Regions from separate parts of the Homo sapiens genome. Here regions 1, 3 and 4 are each linked to region 2. Evidence: chromatin loops called from intact Hi-C (ENCODE). Cell type or tissue: endothelial cell of umbilical vein. All regions are shown on one strand.

Evidence for each region. Hi-C counts contacts between places; a loop is a spot of excess contacts. Peaks named below come from ENCODE experiments on the same cell type or tissue, not always from the same donor. Only the 100,000 strongest peaks of a DNase experiment are listed, where the experiment ranks them.
Region 1: it touches region 2 in a loop (4-fold over the local background); 9 of 110 quality-filtered maps call a loop at or near these places.
Region 3: it touches region 2 in a loop (5-fold over the local background); 10 of 110 quality-filtered maps call a loop at or near these places.
Region 4: it touches region 2 in a loop (12-fold over the local background); 5 of 110 quality-filtered maps call a loop at or near these places.

What each region holds. Positions count from the first base shown.
Region 1 is chr3:146,062,716-146,067,715 of GRCh38, forward strand. LNCSRLR (lncRNA sorafenib resistance in renal cell carcinoma associated) reads right to left here. Exons shown (of 2, transcript NR_146297.1): 2 at 3,629-3,970. Among named protein-coding and RNA genes, the nearest start is that of LNCSRLR, 4.0 kb to the right of the region's middle. In endothelial cell of umbilical vein, a CTCF peak has its summit at 2,994 (motif pointing right); a DNase peak (open chromatin) is centred at 2,996.
Region 2 is chr3:146,587,066-146,592,065 of GRCh38, forward strand. PLSCR5 (phospholipid scramblase family member 5) reads right to left here. Exons shown (of 8, transcript NM_001085420.2): 5 at 4,655-4,816; 6 at 2,588-2,749. It overlaps PLSCR5-AS1 (PLSCR5 antisense RNA 1), which reads left to right and starts at 2,537. Exons shown (of 2, transcript NR_046698.1): 1 at 2,537-2,723; 2 at 2,998-3,260. In endothelial cell of umbilical vein, a CTCF peak has its summit at 3,033 (motif pointing right); a DNase peak (open chromatin) is centred at 3,056.
Region 3 is chr3:146,332,302-146,337,301 of GRCh38, forward strand. No RefSeq gene overlaps it. Among named protein-coding and RNA genes, the nearest start is that of PLSCR4, 84 kb to the left of the region's middle. In endothelial cell of umbilical vein, a CTCF peak has its summit at 2,013; a DNase peak (open chromatin) is centred at 2,060.
Region 4 is chr3:147,189,718-147,194,717 of GRCh38, forward strand. No RefSeq gene overlaps it. Among named protein-coding and RNA genes, the nearest start is that of ZIC4-AS1, 190 kb to the right of the region's middle. In endothelial cell of umbilical vein, a CTCF peak has its summit at 2,287 (motif pointing left); a DNase peak (open chromatin) is centred at 2,244.

The DNA of each region.
Region 1 (5,000 bases), 520 kb before region 2:
TCCATTCATTGGCCACTGGCCAAAAGCAGTTCCATAATCCCACCTAACTATTGGTAGGTAGGAAATCTGGGAAGCCCACGTATATTCAGCTAGCTATACATGTAACTGTCAACAAAAGTAAACCCTCAATGAAGATTAAGATTCAGGGCTACAAGCATCTGAGAGAGGACACTAATTAATTATGTAATACAGACAAGTACATGTTCTGTAATTCTTGTTCTGTCTTCATTTTAGAACTTAAAAAAATAATGTAACATTGGATTAAAAATTTGCAAGAAAATCTATTGGAGGATGAAACTGTCTAGAATACAGTGTAGATGATATTCTGTCCAAAAATAATAGATTAGAAAATTTAATGTCAAAACAAATGTCCCAAATTAGATGAAACCCCTCTAATCAATGGCAAGTTAGATGGCAAGTTAGATGTGTTTATGTTCATTCTCCACATACCTACTTGAAATATAATTAATCATAACTCCTGAATCTCATTGCTCCCTCTTAATTCTTATTACTTTATGCACTTAAATTTGCTCTTTGGTACCTTTTAAATATCTCAGATTGGGCAATTCACTTACCAATTTTAAAAATAGCTCCTCTATATTGATTAAAAAATAGGACTTCACAAGAACCTCAAGAGAGGTTCTAAGTTCTATTTTTTCTGACATCATCACAGTTATAACTTTCCTAAATAATTCATATTTTGAACAGAGTCCTACAGGTCCATAATTCTGAAATTATAAAGTTTTCATTCCATTATTTATCACATTTTTAAGACCAGACTGAATAGATGTTAAAATGACATTTGGTCAAAACCAAGAAAGGCCACACCCAATGGGCAATCGAATCTGTAACTGGGGTAACAACACTAGTTCCAGAGTCAGTACATATCAAAGCTACACTTTCCTTGGCATTTGAAAATCCACTGTCTTCACATATTTCTATTTTAGAACTATTTTCTAGTTTAAACTTAGAGGATAAGATATAGAATTTGTAGTCACTATATAAAATAACACTTTTTAAAGCACCTTTTAGAAAACTGCTTTAAGATGTATAAAAGTAAATTCAATTTGAAACACTTATTGAATGTTTAATACAAATACACACAGTAAGCATACACTAAGCAAATTACTCATAAACTGAACCCTCCCTCTCTCAGTCCTTTGGCCCAGAATGCTGAGGATAACAGTGATAGCAGTTTCCTTTTATACTGTCTTAGTGCATCACTGTATCCAACTTGAGGCCACCTACATATTCCTTTATTCAGGGACAAACTGTACAATATTTCACACATCTTTACTTCACACAACTACAGTACACATAGGTTTATTTTTTGGCTACCTCTTAAATTCAAAACACCTATTCCCCCTCAGGGATCATTTTGATTCAAATACAATAAAATTTCAGATATAAAACCAACTTCCAGTTAACACACAAATACCTACTATATGCCAGACTATATGCTAAAACTGAAAAGGTGGAATAAGACCCAGTCCTTGCCCTCAAGGAGCCCACGGCCTTATTGAGGAGAATGAAAGGTAAGTAACAATCCAGTATGCAAAGTGCTCTGAGAAGGAAAGCCTATTAGAGATACATTATAGGCAATTAATCCTGTTTCAGTTATCCATTTTTGTGTAACAAACCATGTGGAAACTTAGTGACTCAATAAATTATCATCTTTTATAGTTCTGTATGGGTTTGCTTAGCTCAGCTGGGTGTTTCTTGGCTGAGGGGTCTCACATGTGGTTGCAGGCAGATGTTGACAGGAGCTATATTCATCTGAACTGGGATTTGTCTGGGACTGATGTCCAAATAATTCACTCATGTGGTAGAAGTTGATGCAGGAGCTTGGTTTCAGCTGTTGGCCACAGTGCTTGCACATGGCCTTGCCATGTGGCATGGGCACAGCATGGTACCTGGATTCTACAGAGAATGCCCTAACAGTAAATGTTCCAAGAGCTCAAAACCACAAAGCTTCTCATAACTCAATGTGGAAATTAGGCAGTCACTTCTACTGCATTCTATTGGTTACAAAGGACCCACCTGGGTTCACAATGGTATGAGTACTGGGAGGCATGGTTCATTGAGGACCATCTTTGTCGACTTGCTATCACAGGCACAAAATCGTTTCAAAAACACATATTTTTAAAATTCCCTCTCCTCTTGGCTCATAGGTCAATGGGAAAGCTGTCTGAGACAATATGAAAATCAATGATGCCACTCTAGCATTAGCTGAAGATCCCCTTGATTTCATCCAGCAGCCAAGACACTAAGTGACCCAAAGGAAGAAAAGGGTGATCAGCGTGGCTGTGTGGTCAGTAAGTAAATGTGCAACAGCTGGAGTAAATTAGAACTAATTTAGTGCATAACTTCAGCAGGAATAAATTTTGTTAATCTTCAAAAAGTCAAAACAAGGATTGTAACTTTCACAGTATCTGAATCACCCAAATTTTACTACAAGACTCTTGTCCTCATTGTTGCACTTACCAGTTCCGTACTGATAATAAAGAAAAATTACTATTGACCTTTTCCTAACAAAGAACAATTTTTAAAATTTTGTTTTTACAATAGGACCCTATGGAGCTGTTGTTTTAATATTATGTAAATTAAGTAATTTTATCTACTCTAAACAAATTGCTTTATCAGTTGTAGTCGAATCTGACTACTCTTATGCTTATTTTATTATTAATCCAAGTAAATATTCTCTATTGAACATAGATTAGCAGTTTACAAATTAGATAAAAACAGAAAACAAATCACTTCAACAGTATTAACTAGAAATATGCTAGCTACTCCTTATTTCAGAATAAGGTGTCACAATTCTTCCTTTTAAAATGTTGTATTGTATCATACTTAAAAATATATAAATAATTCCTGAATAAAAGCATCCAATATTTATCATTTTATTAGTATTAGCCTTTGGGAAAAAATTTGATAGCATGATTTTATAAAGCTCTTGCATTTGCTTTAAATTTAGCTAACTATTTTGACCACAAGGTGGAGCTGTGATGTCACAATTTGGCAAGATTTGTAAGATACAAAAACTATGTAAATACAGACGAAAATAATTTAATAAAATAGGATAATCTCATCTTGCAAATATGCACTATTTAAAATTAATCAATTCTCCAAACATTAATTATCAGAAGAAAACTATCATTTAATTTGTCCAGTTCTCACTTAGCAGTTATTGAGCTTTATCATATATAAATTGTCTTCAGTAGATGCAGAATTATTCTGTCATTTCACATCACGATCCCAGATTTAGTGACTTTAAACCAGTGTTAAAATGTCTTTCAAAATTATTTTGTAATTAATCACAGAATAATTCATTAACCATTACAAAATGTAATGGTTACATTACATCCTTATTTTGTTATCCAATATTGACTAGAGGATCATCCATTATATCTTCTAAAATAATTCTTTCAGTTGATTATTTGTGTTTTGTATTGTTAAACAGGCAGAAACTTCTAATTTTCAAAAGAGAGTATTCAGATTTTGAGTCAACCAAATTTCAGTGAAGATAGACTAGCATGCTAAACTCATCGTCTCTTGAATTATTAAATAAACAAACATTACCACCACTTCAATAATATCTGTCAGGAATGAAACCACTTTTCCAAATGAATGTTTCCTGATCTATTTTAATATATTAAGAATAAAACAAAAATATATCCATACATCTGTGGATGGACATTTAGGCTGTCTCCAAATCTTACCTATTGTGAACAGTGCTGCAACAAACACAGGAGTGCAGATATTGCTTCGGCACACTGATTTCTTTTTCTTCTGGGTATATATCAAGCACTGGAATTGCTGTATCATATGGCAGCTCCATTTTTAGTTTTTTTGAGGAACCTCCAAACTGTACTCCATAGTGGTTGTAATTAATTACATTCTCAACAGCAGTGGTCCCAATGTGGAGGGGTCCCTTTTCTCCACATCCTCTCAAGCATTTGTTATTGCCTGTCTTTTGAATATAAGACATTCTAATTAGGGTGAGATAATATCTCACTGTAGTTTTGATTGGCATTTCTCTGATGAACAGTGATGTTGCGTACATTTTTAAATGCTATTAGAAAGATTTAAGACTTATAAAGTTCACAAATCCCTAGCCTGTTTACTTACATTCCCAGTCTAATTTATTTTATCAAAATAATGTAATTATGCAATACTTCACATTTTTAAAGCATTTCTACATGTACAATTTTCTCTTCTCATTATTTCTTAGTGTACTTCTATTTTAATCCAAAACTCATTGCATTAAAAAGTTTTATACATTTCCCTATTTTTCTTCCCAATGGCTTTTTGTTAATAATTATTCTTAAATAATGCTGTGGCTTGCTATTCTAAAAGACCACAAAACAAACAGTTCTGTTTGATACACTGCTTTCATGAAGTCTTGAAGACTTCAATATTCCGCAACAGTTAACCTCTAGTCTAGTCAGAGGGAGTTATTTACACAGACTCAATTATGACTAAAAATTCTACTGGGCTCTTCTGAAACTTTAAGACATCTGTTGAATAACCATTCCAAATTCCAAATGAATGACAAGTTACCAGCATGTCATGTAAAATGGGCTTTAGGGCATAAAAAGCAAATAAATCAAGACATACGTATGTCAGACAGGAAAACAGAAGTGAGTACATAAAGAGATTCTGTGACGAGGATGGACCACTCAACTCATATGTTCATTGTTTTCCACATTTCTATTCCATAGAAGGATATTTGACCTCTTAGTTAAGTTACCAATACAGATAAATTACTAGTGTTTTCAAAGATGAAGCAGAATGAAGATTAATGCACTGGATGACTACTGAAGTATCTATATTAAGGAAAATATTCATATTGATTCCTATGCGCATTAAGAATTAGAAAAAATTCTACCACGGTGAGCATTTAAAGCACCTTGGTAATGTATGTATACACATACACACACATGCGCACACACACACGGTTACTATTGACATCCATATGCTTCCATTTATTCAAATTAGTT
Region 2 (5,000 bases):
ATTAGGGTATTATCTAGATCAGTGCTTCTTAAATTTATAGTGCATAGAGGAAGCACCTGGGCATCTTGTTCAAGTGCAGGTCCTGATGCATCTGGGGTGGGATCTGAGATTCTTTGCTTTGAGCGAGCTTCTAGGTGGTGCAGATGCTTGCACTTTGCACCACACTTTGAGTATGACCTAGATCAACCTTTACGGAACCTACATCTCATCAATCTCTCAAAGCATATGGACTAAGAAATACATGCTTTTTCAAGAAGAACATATGTTTAGAGGGTTTCTGAAACAATAAGAAAAACTGATAAGGTTTAAAATACAGAGAACTGTAGTTCCAATTTTGGCAGTACATTTTAACTATCAGCTTGTTATGTAAAATAGGTGAGTAGGGCAGATTAAAAAGGATCTATTTCTAAATATTAACGTTAAGTGTGGGGCTTAATCAGAAAGGCCTAATGAAGATCTTGGGGAAAGGGTGTGTGTGTGGAGGGGTTGGTGTTGAAGTCAGAATGATCAAAGATGGGAACAGTAAGCAAAGGAAGGGTGACAAGTTAAAAGCACTGTCCAGTGGATAGAGGAGAATAGGGAAGAGATGACATTAGGCAACAGGCAAGGTGGACTAAGCTGGTTAGATTTGCAGATGAAAATGGGAGTTGAGAGTAAGTGACAACTTAGTAAGTTTAAAAACCTAGCACTCTATAGATATTACTTCCATCTTCTACCAATAATAGGAGACTGGTAAGTTAAAATAATTCCTCTGAAATCCTGGAGAAATAATCCTAATATACATACTTGTATATGTATATGTATATGTATATATGCATATATATATACATATATATCTATGTATTAAATTCTGAGTTTCAGTGAAGTCATCAGGGAATAATTTTTAGTTCATATATTTTCCAAATATCATTAGAAGAGACTCAGTAAATAGGGCATTAATGTAAACAATCAGATTTAGCATTCTGAAACCCCAGAAAACAATAAAACATGAGAAGGAATTTAAGCTTTATAAAAATTTCATGATTACCAAAAGTGCATAACCTGAATCTAACCATGACACAAACTGAAATTAGGCCACAGTTTACAAAATAATTGGCTTATGCACTTAAAAAATGCCAATGTCGGCTGGGCAAGGTGGCTCACACCTATAATCCCAGCACTTTGGGAGGCCAAAGCGGGTGGATCACGAGGTCAGAAGATCGAGACCATCCTGGCTAACACAGTGAAACCCCATCTCTACTAAAAATACAAAAAAATTAGCCGGGTATGGTGGCACATGCCTGTAATCCCAGCTACTCGGGAGGCTGAGGCAGGAGAATCGCTTGAACCTGGGAGGCAGAGGTTGTGGTGAGCCAAGATTGCGCCACTGCACTCCAGCCTGGGTGACAGAGTGAGACTCTATCTCAAAAAATAGAACAAAAAATAAAACAAAAACAAAAATGCCAATGTCATGAGACTCAGGGAAATGCACATGCATGTGCACATGTTCATGCACACACATATACACACACACACACCCCTTAGGAACAGTTCCAGGTGAAAAGAAACAAATGAGATGTGACAAAATGGACATACTTCATGATCTTGGATTTTCTATTGTCAGAAAGGACATCATTATGCAAATCAGTGCAAACCGAATAAAGTCTGTAGATTAGATAATAGCATTGAATCAGTGTTTAGTGCCTGACTTTGACAATAGTACTGTGATGTGTAAAAAAATTCCTTGTTTTTAGGAAATGCACACTAATATAATTAGGGGAAAAGGCATCATGTCTGCAACCTACTCTCAACTCTTATGCTGTTTGTTTTAATCACTTATGTGTGTGCCTGTGTATACACATCTTTTTCATGTATTTATAGAAAATACATGTGTTTATATATCAACAAATAAAAACTCCATAAGTTTTTATGGCTGCATTGAAAATGGTAGGAAATTAGGTAAATATTAGAGGGAAAACTAAGAACAGGATATAGGTCAAGCATTTTGATACAGGTATTATTTGACTTCTGTTCTTCTATCACCAATCTCCATATACCAAAGAAGAAAAGGTTTTCAATATAATTGTAAGTTGGAAAGTAATAACAAGAACATAGTATCTTAGAAATAATGGCAACTGGTACCTATTAACTCATCAAATCATTTCATGTGTCTATGTTCACACTGAGAAGGCAACATTCTTAATATCATCTAGCTCACTATTATGCAATGAACCAGTCTGGAACTTTATCCAGGATAAATCATGTGATATTTATGTTTGCATATTTTTTAGTTCAAGTGAAAATAAGCCAAAAATCTAAATTGAACGTAAAAGCAAGGGGAAACTAGGTTTTAAAGAAATGATGAATAGGATGTGATAACACTTCAATCTTTGAGAAAGGGGATATGAGATCACTGAAGAGGGGCTGCCTAACAGAAATGCAGGGTTCTAAATTCTAATTTTTGAAGAACATTGGTCCTAAGCTATCCTTCTATGAATAAAATATACTCTTTGGGGGTAAAAACTGTGTAAATGGGATAGGCTATATTGTAATTAACAAGCAAGAGGGAGAATAACAAATCACTCATGCTCTCAAAGCCCATACTTACAAAGAGAAAACAGGCACCGATCATTGCTGCTTTGACTGTTACATCTAGATCTGCAGGAACATGAATTCCGAAATTGTCAGCATTTGTGAAGACATCATTTACAAATCCTGACCAGTACTTTGAAATCTTCCCAATTGTAAGCTTTTCATTAATGGTTTTCACCTTTAGAAAGAAAATAAGGAGTATTAAATTTGACAGTGAAAAAAGTTGGTTTTATACTTCTGAGGGTGTTTACTTCATGAGAGATTTGAATTATTTTATTTGTCATCTTCAAAATGACAATTCCATGTTATTCATTCCATCATATAAGCATAGGTTTGTAAATTTAGCTTTTCAGTTTACTTTTTAGAAACTTTGCTTTTTTGACAGTTTTCTAGTCCATCATAATTCTTTTTCTTTTTTGTATGCAGATGGAGAATATCAGGATAAATAATTAAGGCTCAGCCACCACAAGATGGCAGCAGGTACATAGTTCAATTGTATCATCTAAGCATGAAGGCGATTTCTTTACTTGAGGTCCAGATTTTAAACCTGAATTCTCCATCTTAAAAATGTAAAAGAAGATATGTTTGAAAAAATATTTCAGAAGGAATTAAATTAATTTCTAGGCATAATTTGTAAACTTTCAAATTTCAGTTGCTAAAATTTTATAATTATTAAAACATTTAAATATTATTGGCCATTGTTAAATCACATTTTTATATTATACTCAGACATTTATTAGGTCAATACTTTCTAACAAATCCTAAATCCTATTTTTACATTAAAAAAATCCTCCTGGTTAATGTACCATATAGGAAGTTAAGACCAACTAGACATCAATCAGTCCTTCTCAGCTAGAAGGAGTTCACAAATCAACTTTATCAGCTATTTGTTTGTTTATTCTGCTTCCCATCCTGATGCTGAAAGTAATTCAAGAGAAACTATCACTTTTTTCAGGGTAGTAAAAGATAGAGAATAGAGAGGGTTACTTAGGACATTTCTATAGCATGAATGCTAAAACTCTTATGTTTAAAGTCCTCCTCAATCATATTACTCGTAGGAAAGTCATGCCAAATCCTTTGGGGATAGGGTGAAGTTGGAACAGCTCAGTTTGCAAAATTTGCATTGTATTCTACGTGCATAGTGTTTCCTGAAGTCCTGAGAACTAAATGCCCTTGCTGAGATATTTATGTATGAATGGATGAAAAATAAATATACACTTTCAATTAGGCTGTCTCCTCTACCTAAGTTGTATGTCCAGGACAACCTGTTAAGATAGTTTATATTGCTACAGATCAAATTTACAACTTTCTATTTTTTAAATATTCAATTTATACAAATACGAGAATAAGGTTTTTTTTTGTTTTTTTTTTTTGTTTTTTTTACAAAACTAACTTAGCAAGTCTTAGAAACACAGCTTTTGAGTTAATGCTGTTTTAATGTAACGTGCTGCTGAAATGAGATCTAAACTGGGATATGTGATCTCAAGGCCCATAGGAAAGAAGATACATAATTTAGGTGATTCTAAACTGTATATATTGGCTTTATTGCCATGTGTCCTGTGATTCTACATAAATAAAACATACTGAAACAAGAATGAAGTGCTAATTTTCAAAATCAGGAAATATTGGTTATCTTAAAAAGGCAAAGCTATGTGTCCAAAAATTTTTGATGTTCAAAGTCTTGCACACATTAAAATAGCAACACATTTACTATTCTAATCAAAGAGATATAGTAGCTTTGTCCATAGAACACATAGAATTATATTTAGCTAAACATGCTTTTATTATAGTAAAATTTATTAATATTACTTTGGATAATACTTACACTGGTCTATGACAGATATGATGGCCAAGGTGATAAATTTTGTAATATTATTTTTAAAAAATCCTTGGACTTTATATCTCTGGATTTACATATTCCTATTCTTAGCATGTACAATATGGGCTGATTACATTATATTACAAATATGTCATTTTCTGAACTTATTTTAAATGAAATTAATTTGAACATAAAAAAATTGAATTATGTTGCAAAAAAAAATCAGGACCTAAATGAAAACTTCTTTCATTTTGTCAATTGTACCTCAAAATCCACATCGCCAAAACAGCCACATGTCACACAAGGACCAACAATTTTCAAAATATCTTCTTTGTTTGCATTTTGGATTGTGAATTTAGGCAGAAAGGGGTCCCACTTCTGCGTAACGTAACCAACTATAGTACCAGGAGGGGCTTGGATTTCTAACTGTAAGAAGAGATAATGATAAAATAAGATTTTCTTAGGTTATCATATTTTAATTTTACTATAATGTCAATTTACCTGTAAACAATATACTGTTATAAAATTATTTTGATATTCTACAAATCATTCTAAATACCTGCTTCTAAGGATACAGATTTTATAAAATATTTTACAGAAAACAAAGAAA
Region 3 (5,000 bases), 250 kb before region 2:
GGTGTTTCTCATCTGCCCATCCTTGCATAAGCAAGAGTTTCTAACATATCTTTTAAATCTGTTTTTCCTAGATTTTAACAAAAACAGAACAAATAATAGTTACTGTTAGCTAAGACAACTGAGAAAACATGTTTTTGAAACTTTCAAGAAAATCAGTTTCAGTAATTTCTCCAAGATAAATTTTTCTGTGCCTGGATTGCAAAACAGTTGCTAGTATAATAATTTAATGATTGGTTACCTGTATTAGTATTAGTCAGGTTTCCCTAGAGGAACAGAACTAACAGGATATATAAATATATATACACATATTTATTTATTATAAAGGGGAGTTTATTAAGTATTAACTTACACAATCACAAGGTCCTACAATAGGTTGCCTGCAAGCTTGGGGAGCAAGGAGAGCCAGTCTGAGTCTCAAAACTGGAGAACTTGGAGTCTGACGTTCAAGGGCAGGAAGCATCCAGCATGGGAGAAAGATGTAGGCTGGGATAATGAAACAGTACTGGAAATAAACATTTTCAAAGGTTTTGAAATTCTATAGTATGATAACATAAATATCATACATGTCTTTTCAAATAGAAAGTGAAGGAGTACCTTTTAAATTATTGCCAAAAATCATAATTCAAAACCAGAACATTATTTTAATTTTTATGTTGATGTTAGAACATTCTCTCTCCTGTGTTCCTTACATTAAAATCTGTATGTGTTTTTAACAATTATGTCACATCCATATTTGACAGTGTTGCAAAGTATATCATGTAAAAACCTGAAAGTCTGAGCTAAGCATAATTAAAACCTATATGCATGCAAAGTTGAGCTCCAAGGAAATTTAGAGAAATCCATGGGGCCAAAAAGTAAGAAACAATCTGAAAAATCTGAGTGTTACACAAAAGACTAACACTGTCTTTGGCTTCTGCAAGAGAAAGAGTTGCCCACCTTCCTTAGAACGGGGATCTGATTTACCAGTCATGGCTAGGCAGTTGTGAGGGCTTGGGCTTGAGCAAGAAGGGTACTGTAATAGAGACCCCCAATAAAATGGGAACCCTTAAAGGGACACATTCCAATATAAAGGGTGGAATAGATAACATTCTTCCACTGGCAAATGAGAAGTAAATGAAAGCCTCTCTGGGCCTGTGCTAAAGGTTTGTCCTCTGAGAATTCATAATTGTGAGAAAATATTTTAGATGGTCCATTTTCAAGGCATGATAAATCTAGCACTGGCAGCCAGCCTGCGGATGTAACAAACCGCATGGCTCATTCTGTTAGAAAGTCATAATAAGTGAACAGAATGAAGAGGAGGGATCAGCCCATAAAAGAGAAGAAAGTTTCATTATTGGGAAATCAAAACTTAACGGGGAAGGGGGACTTAGGTATAACCTTATAAGGGGGATAATAAAACTCAGGCGACATCTGGGAAGATTGTAACACCATAGTACTCGACCCATTAGGAACTAGGGGAGGGACTTGCATGCTAGGAGATAAATTGCATGCTAGGAGATAAATTACCTGCTGTAGCTACCCCAGGTGTGCCTGCCTACCAGACACTTGATCTTGCAAGACTGCTATTAAAAGTCTCACTTTCTCTGTTCTTTGTGCCTCTGAATCCATTCTTTGGGTTTGGATGGGTGAGCATGTTTTCTACAAATCTGAGGGCTCGTCTGGGATCTCTGTGCCTGCATGGAGTGGGACTCTAGCTGAGAAAGGAGACATATCCCACCCAATGTAGGTGACCTGGTCTTTCTGGGCACCTGGCTCCCGACAGAGGCCACAGACAAAACTGAGACTGTTATTCAGGAGGCATCGGAAGTGACACAGGGAGAAAAGCAAGCCCCACAGCAACCAGGCAACTTCGTGCATGAGCCGAAGTAGGAAAATTGGACTGTAAGTAGTGCCATGGTGGTTGGGCATTTTTGGAGGTTAAGTGTGTGTAACTGAGATGTATCCAGCATACAAAGCGAGTGCGGAGTCCCAATCTGCAGTTCTGTTCTCCTGCAAGGGAAACACGGCTGGACATGGACAAAGCAATTCTTGGGGTGTGCAAGAAACCTCCAGTGGGGGGGGCTGAGTACACAGGGAAAAGCTCAGACACAGAGACTGAAAATGGGAAACAGGAATTCTAGGCCTAAGAGACAAAGGAAGGAGGGAGCCAAAGAGACTCCCTCTGACATTCCCCCGGATAGTCCTTTGGGGAGCATGTTGCAGGTTTGAGGGACAACCCTCGAACCAGGGACAAGAAATAGCAAAAGATGATAAAGTATTGCTGTTTTATCTGGCCCAAAGACCCCATTCATAAGCCTACAGTCTTTTGGCCTAAGTTTGGCTCAGATGAAGACTGGGTGTGCCAAACTTTAACTCTCTGTATGAATGATAAAACCGCATCCTCACAAGAAGAGATAGGTTACGCTTTCTGCTGGATCAAGGAATTAGCTGCCATGTTCCCCCTCAAAGAAGAAGAAGCAGAAGAAAAGTCTAGTAAAGAGCCCTCATCCACTGAAAAGCCTTGGGACCCCCTATCATGCTCGCCCCCTGCCTATGTCTCACAAAATTGGGCATAAGAATATCAAGGAGCAACAGGTGGGTTAGAGGAAGGTGACCTGGAGACCATGGGGGAGATGAACCAACTGCTCCCTTAAATCCTTATCCAAATTTAAGAAAAGAATTAGAATAGTGTAAGAGGGATATTGAGAACTTCCCTATCCCTTCCACACAGCAGATATCTAGCATGTTCCCTCTTAGGGAAGTTCCCATGGGATGGGGAGGGATTGTCTTTGTAAATGCTCCTCTTACAAGTACTGAAGTTAGGAATTTCAAGAGGAAATGAAACCACTCCTAGAAGATCCCTTTTATTTAGAAGACCGGCTTTTACACCTGGGCTGAATTGATGTCCATCATGAATATCCTGTTCACAGGAGAAGAAAGGAAAATGATTAGGAGAGTGGTCATGACTATCTGGGAGAGGCAACACCCTCCTGGGCAAGGAGTGTTGCCAGCCAAATAAAAATTTCCAAATGTAGAACCCAAATGGGATAATAATGATCCCAGGGACCAGGCCCAAATGCAGAACCTCAGGGAACTAATAATTAAAGGGATCAAAGAGTCCACTCTTGAACACAAAATGTCTCAAAGGCATTCGAAATTCAACAAGAAAAAGAGGAAACTCCCTCTGCATTCCTGCAGAGGCTCAGAGATCAGATAGAAAATACTCTGGATTAGATCTGGAGGATCCAGTAGGGCAAGGCCTTTTGAAGGCTAACTTTGTTACTAAGATGTGGCCTTGCAGACCAGGGAGTGCAGCTGCAGGAATAGGGGCAGCAGGAGTCACAGAACTGGAGCAGACGGCCGAGATAAAGGTGGACAGTGTGAGACAGCTGGTGTCAGTAAACCCCTGATGAAAGAACTAATGTCTATATTATACAAAGGGAGTCACTGGGGACCCCAGCCTCTGTGTAATGCAATACTTAGAAATTATGTGTGTATAGGAATTTATACCCTCACTAAATAAGCATATGGAACTTGTGTAACTTGTCAAAAGATGAAGAAAAAGGTGATTAGAAAACAGGCCATGGGAGGAAGACCTCCTGGACTAAGACGATTTCAAAGCATTCAAGTAGATTTCACAGAAATGCCCAAAGTTGGAAGACTAAAGTATTTACTGGTGATCGTAGATCTCCTTTCTGGCTGGGTGGAAGACTTTCCCCTTCCAACAGCCACTGCCAGAAATGTGGTCAAAATAATATTAGAACAGATTGTACCTAGATTTGGCCTGGTGGAAAATATTGATTCAGACAATGGGAGCCACTTTACCTTAAGGGTGTTAAGGGAAATTATGGAAGGTTTACAAATTAAATGGGATTATTATGCCCCTTGGCATCCTCCTTCTCTGGAAAGGTAGAAAGAATGAAACAAACTCTCAAAAAGCGTATCACCAAACTAATCTTAGAAACTAAAATGCCTTGGACCAAATATCTCCAAATAGCACTCCTGAGGATTAGGCCCAAGAGAATACTTGGGATTGTCCCCCTATGACTTACTATATGGACTCCCATATTTGTGCAGGGCTACAGATCTTCCTACTATGGAAACCAAGGACTAATTTTTTTTTTTTTTTTTTTTTTTTTTTTTGAGACAGAGTCTCGCTCTGTCACCCAAGCTACCAAGGACTAATTTTTAAGAAATTATATACTGGCTATATCCTCCACCCTGTCATCCCTTAGGTTAAAAGGACTTCTGACTCAAACTCAATGTCAAGTGTCTGGTAGGCAGGCACACCTGGGGCAGCTACAGCAGTTAAGTTCACCACATGGTTCACCACGCCCAGCCTGACAACTTGGTGCTGATTAAGAGCTGGAAAGAGGACAAGCTCCACCAAAGGTGGGAAGATCCCTATCAAGGGCTCCTGACCACTGAGACTGCCATGCGAACAGCTGAATGGGGGTGGACTCACTATACTTGAGTCAAGGGACTGGTAAAAGAGACCCTTGAAGGGAGGGAAAAAGATCACTGGAAAGTGCATTGGTCACCTAAGAAATCCTTAAAGTTAACTCTAAGAAAAATCTAGAAAGAAAACATGGACTAGCCCCATTTCTAGAAGTTAATATGGCCAAGATGGAGTACTATACAAAGAGCAAAACATCAAAATGGAAACTGGCAGGGGACTCCTCCCTACTCAATCAGGTTGATAATTAATGTGACCAAAACAGTAGAACCCCAGAGTATAAAATTTAATGCCTGCCAAGTTTTACCTTGTGGGAATTTAGAAAATCTGAGACAGCTCTTGCAGGCAAATAAATATCTGTGCCCTGAACCAGATACAGGTTACAGTAATGCATCACCTTGCCCCAGCAGAGACGATGTATGGTGGACTACCCAATTTCAGGGTTGGACAGTAAACATGGGGTAGGTAACTGAGCTGGAGACCCTTAAAAAATAAACTACATATGTCCAAGGGCTCCCAGCCAAATAACTACCAGAATTTAGAATGCAATCCTATACCCATAACC
Region 4 (5,000 bases), 600 kb after region 2:
ACTATATGCACATTGTTGGTCAATGGAGTCCTAGAAAATTTTCATCTTGCAAAACTTAAACTCAATGCCTACTGAATAACTCTCCTTTTTCCCCTGACCCAGCCACTAAAAACCACCATTCTACTTAGTTTCTAAGAGTCTGACTATGTTAGCTAAGAGTTTGACTATGTTAGGTACCTCATATGAGTGGAACATACAGAATTTATCTTTTTGTGATTGGCTTATTTCACCTACCATAATGTCTTCAAGAGTAATTCATGTGACAGAATTTTTTTATTTTTTAAGCCTGAATAATATTCCATTATATATGTATACACATATATGCAAATATATCATTGAGATGCTAATTTCAATTCTTTTGGATATATACTCAGAGTGAGATTGCTAGATGGTGTGGTAATTGTATTTTTAATTTTTATGAAGAACCACCATACTGTTTCCAAGAATGTAAAATGAATGCACCATTTTACATTCTTACCAACAATGTACAAGGGTTTCAATTTCTCCCCATCATTGTCATACTTGTTATTTTCTGTTGGTCTATTTTTTTTATAACGGTCCTCCTAAAGGGTGTGAAGTGATAACTCATTGTGGGTTTGATTTGCATATCCCTGATAATTAGGGATGTTAAGAATCTTTACATATTTTTGTTGGCCATTTACCTATATTCTTAATGTCTATTCAAGTCCTTTGTCTATTTTTTAACTAGGGTATTTGTTATTTTATTGCTCAGTTATAGAAGTTGTTTATATATTCTAGATATTAATACCATATCAGACATATGGTTTGCAAATATTTTCTCCCATTCCTTACACTGACTGTTCATGTTGTTGATTATTTCCTTTGTTGCCCAGAAGGTTTTAAGTTTGACCTGGTCTCATCTATCTATTTTTGTGCTTTTTTTGCCTATGCTTTTGGTGTCACATCCAAGAAATTATTGTTAAATTCAATGTTATGAAGATTCTCCCGTGTTTCCTTTTACGAATTTTGTATTTTTAGGTCTTATGTTTAGATCTTTAATCCATTTTGAGTTAACTCTTGTATATTGTGTAGGGTAAAGGTCCAGTTCATTCTTTTGCATATGAATATTCAATTTTCCCAATAGCATTTGTTGAAGAGACTATCCTTTCCCCACTGTGTATTCTTGGAAGCTTTGTCAAAGGTTATTTGACCATATATAAAAAATTTTTTTCTGGGGTCTTTATTTTGTTCCATTGGTCTATATGTCTGTTTTTATGCACGTGCCATACTGTTTTGATTACTGTGTCTTTCTAATATGTTTTGTATTATAAAGTGTGAGGCTTCTAGCTTTGTTTTTATTTCTCAAAATTGTTGTGGCTATTTAGATTTCTTTGGTATTTCATATTAATTGTAGTATTTTTTCTATTTCTACAAAAATGGAAATTTAAATTTTGATAGGGATTATTTTGAATATGTAGATTACTTTGGAGAGTGTGGATATTTCAACAATATTAAGTCTTTCACTCTATGAACATGAAATTTTTTCCCATTTATGTGTGACTTTTTAAATTTCTTTCAGCATTGTTTTCTAGTTTTCAGTGTACAAATCTTTTGCCTCTTTGGTTAAGTTTATCTCTAAGTGTTTTATTCTTTTTGATGCTATTGAATTTTTTTAATTTTTGCAGATTATTATTACTATATACAAACAGAATTAATTTTTTGCATTTTGGTTTTGTACCCTATAACTTTGCAAATGTGTTTATTACTTCTGACAGTTTTGGGGTTTTCTGAAATTTTTAGGATTTTCTACATATAAGATCATGTCACTGACAAACAGAACTTGGTTCTGTGTTTTAGTTTCTATTTCTTTGTTAATGTTCTAATTTTGTTCATGTATCATTTTCTTGATTGTTTAGCTTTCTGTCTGTATCCTCTGATACTTCATTCAGCTTCTTTAAAACAATTATTTTGAATTGTTTGTCAGGTAATTGATACATCATCTTTTCTTTCAGGTGGGTTTTTGAGATTTATTTTGTTCTTTCGGTTGGGTCATTTTTACCTATTTCTTTGTACGTGGTATTATTTTCTGGAATTTGTGCACTTGAAAAAACAGCCACCTCTCTCAATTTTCATGGTCTGGATTCTTATAGGGAAAACCCTTCACCAATCATCTTGATTAGAGAGCCTGAGGGTCTCTCAAGCTTTTTCTGGGAATCATGCATATAATTTCCCAATGGGAGAAGTTTCTTGTTTTATCAGGAACTTGTAATTTCTTGCTCCCTCTTGTGTATATCTGCAGTACTGCAAGTGCTCTGGTGCAACAAGCCCCTGAACTCTTGTCAGTGGCCCTGAGGCATCCAAAGTAGTTCAGTCCCATCAGTACCCCAAGTCAGGTGGGACAGAACCAGTCCACCAGGCAATCCCTGAAAAGACATAATGTTGGACACACATTTCACTCTTCACTTTCCAACCCAAGGGAGAAGCCACAGCTGGATATTCTCTTCTGATTGTGCCAAGCTGTGTTGGCATCTCTTTGGCATCTCTTTGTGGTACTGCAGCTTCTCTGGTACTGCAGCAAGCCACCAAGCTCTCTCTTTTTCTCAGTGACCTCCACACATCCTAGGTTTGGTCTCCCAATCAGACGAGACAGAAACTAGTTAGCACTCCCCATTAACATTCCCAATTAGACGAGACAGAAACTAGTTTCTCAGGTAGTCCCCCAAACGCTAGAATGTTAGACATATGTCTACTTCTACTTCCTTCCCAAGGAAGAAACTGTTAGTTGGGTGTCTACTTCCAATTGTGCTGAGCTGTACTTACTTGAGGGAAGGCTTACCATGGGTAAAATAAAATGCATTCTCTTCCCATTTCCATGTTGCTATTCTTACCTTAGAGCTCACCTGGGGGTACTGAGACTTTTTACTTGGTTTCTAGAGTTCTCCTAAGGGCTTTAAGGCTTTTGGACCATGTGTTGTTAAGCCAGAATTTTTGTGAAGGTATAAGGTCTGGAACTTCCTATTCTACCATCTTGCTGACATCACTATCATTGTATTTCCTAGTTTCATTTTTGTTTGAAAAATTTTAATAAGTATCATCTGCATACTAGTCCTAGGCTAAGTGTAGTAGAGCAAAGATAAATAACTTAGTGTTAGGATATTCATCATGGAATTCTATTGGTTTCTAAATTTTCTCAGGGGCAATTTGATTCTAGAATGACTACTAAGTCTTACACATATTTTTAAATTTAATTTATTTTTTAAATGTATAGTTACGATCTCCCTTAATTTACAGCTAGGTGTTCATTGTTTTTCAAATCTAAAATTTTAGAAGAAAAAAGATTTATAATAATTCCTAATAAAATAAATACAAAATACCATACATCATAACGTCAAACGATTTTATCTAATTTCTAATAACTTAAGCACTTTACATGTGTTATTACATAAACAAACTGAATTAGCAACAAGGTCACAGTAATGTTTTGTAGAGAAATCATGCATATTTCATCTGAATTGGGATTCCATTCTTATCAATTATTATATTTGATATTGTTAGATACAATTCTGGTACTATGCAATATGATATTAATAACAACTAAATTAATATAACTAAATAAGAAAATTTATATTTACATGGCCAGACACCTTCACCATCTGGTACTTTGTAATCAGTGGAAATAACATACCTATTGTTCTTTCATTTCAAAGTAATCATCGTAGAGCAGAATTTTATTCGGGGAAGGAATTGTTGTTCATTTGTTGTTTTTGTCTGTGTTTTGCCAGTTCCTGATTGCGATTTGATTTTTATGCCTTGTAATGGATACCTCTTGATGAAACTGCCTAGAGGCTCTCCTATTTGATGTTCCTCCTACCCAATCTTTGTGTAGTCATGTCATGGTTGTTCACTGGGCAGAATCAAATGAACAAAAAATAAACACCTAATCTAACCTGGACTTTCTCTATCTTGTAAGAATGTGTAACTGGAACTAAGAGACATTAATTTTAGACTTTAGGTTTATAATATGTAAGTTTATAACCCAGTTAAAAACAATATTAATCATATGAACTAAGAAGCACAGCATATTGATTTTCCAATAATTAAAAGTAAAATACATGAGGAAAAAAGGAAGCCAGACAAAGATTTGAGATAAAAAGCTTTGGGGGTTTCCAAATCCTTTATGAAGTCAACCTTTATTTCCACACTTGGGGTCTGTGAAGCCTCCCAGTAGCCTTATAATTATTTATTTTCTTTTTATTCAATGTAGGTCAAGTTGATTTCTGCTAAACTTAATTAACTCTTTGTATGCAAGTAATACTTCACTTTGAATAAGCATATTATCTATTCCAAGTGAATAAGCTAGATATTATGTAAACAGAAATAGTAAGTTTCAAATCGTCACTTTGATGTAAATAATGAATTCACCCTTTCTGGAAATCAGTTTATGCCTAGAAGGAAGTTAGTTCCAGGTAAGATCAAACCCAGTAATTTTTATAATAAAAATAACCTATAGTAACTTATTCAATTCTCGGTGGACTCCATCAACACAGTGCTGTTGGTGGAATCACCAATCTCCCCTGCTGACCATAGGCTGATCATAATATCACATAGAAAAGTATACTATTTAACTCAAGCAATGTTATGAACAGAACAGTTCTTGGTTGATTGTTCCATACACAGAGAGACCTTATCTTCCAGATATTAAAGGTCCTCTACCTAAATATGTTCCTCGAAATGAAACTTCAGCTCAAGTGAAAATTAACGATTCGTTAATAACATTGCCCAAAATGCAAGCTATCTTGCACTGTTCAGTGCCAGTCCTGCTTTTAACTGTAAGTTTCATAGGAAGAATATAACTCATCAGTTTGAGGAATTTCTCCCTCCCAGTAATTTAAAGGCTCCCCTACAGCTGGGGATGGAGCAGAGTAGGAAAGATTAGCTGTCATGAGATGAAAATTAGACTTTTTCTTCTCACAGTGCTAACGTCAGTGGCTTTCCTTGCTGGCAAAAACCTTTTCAACCTTATGATTAATTTTTATGTT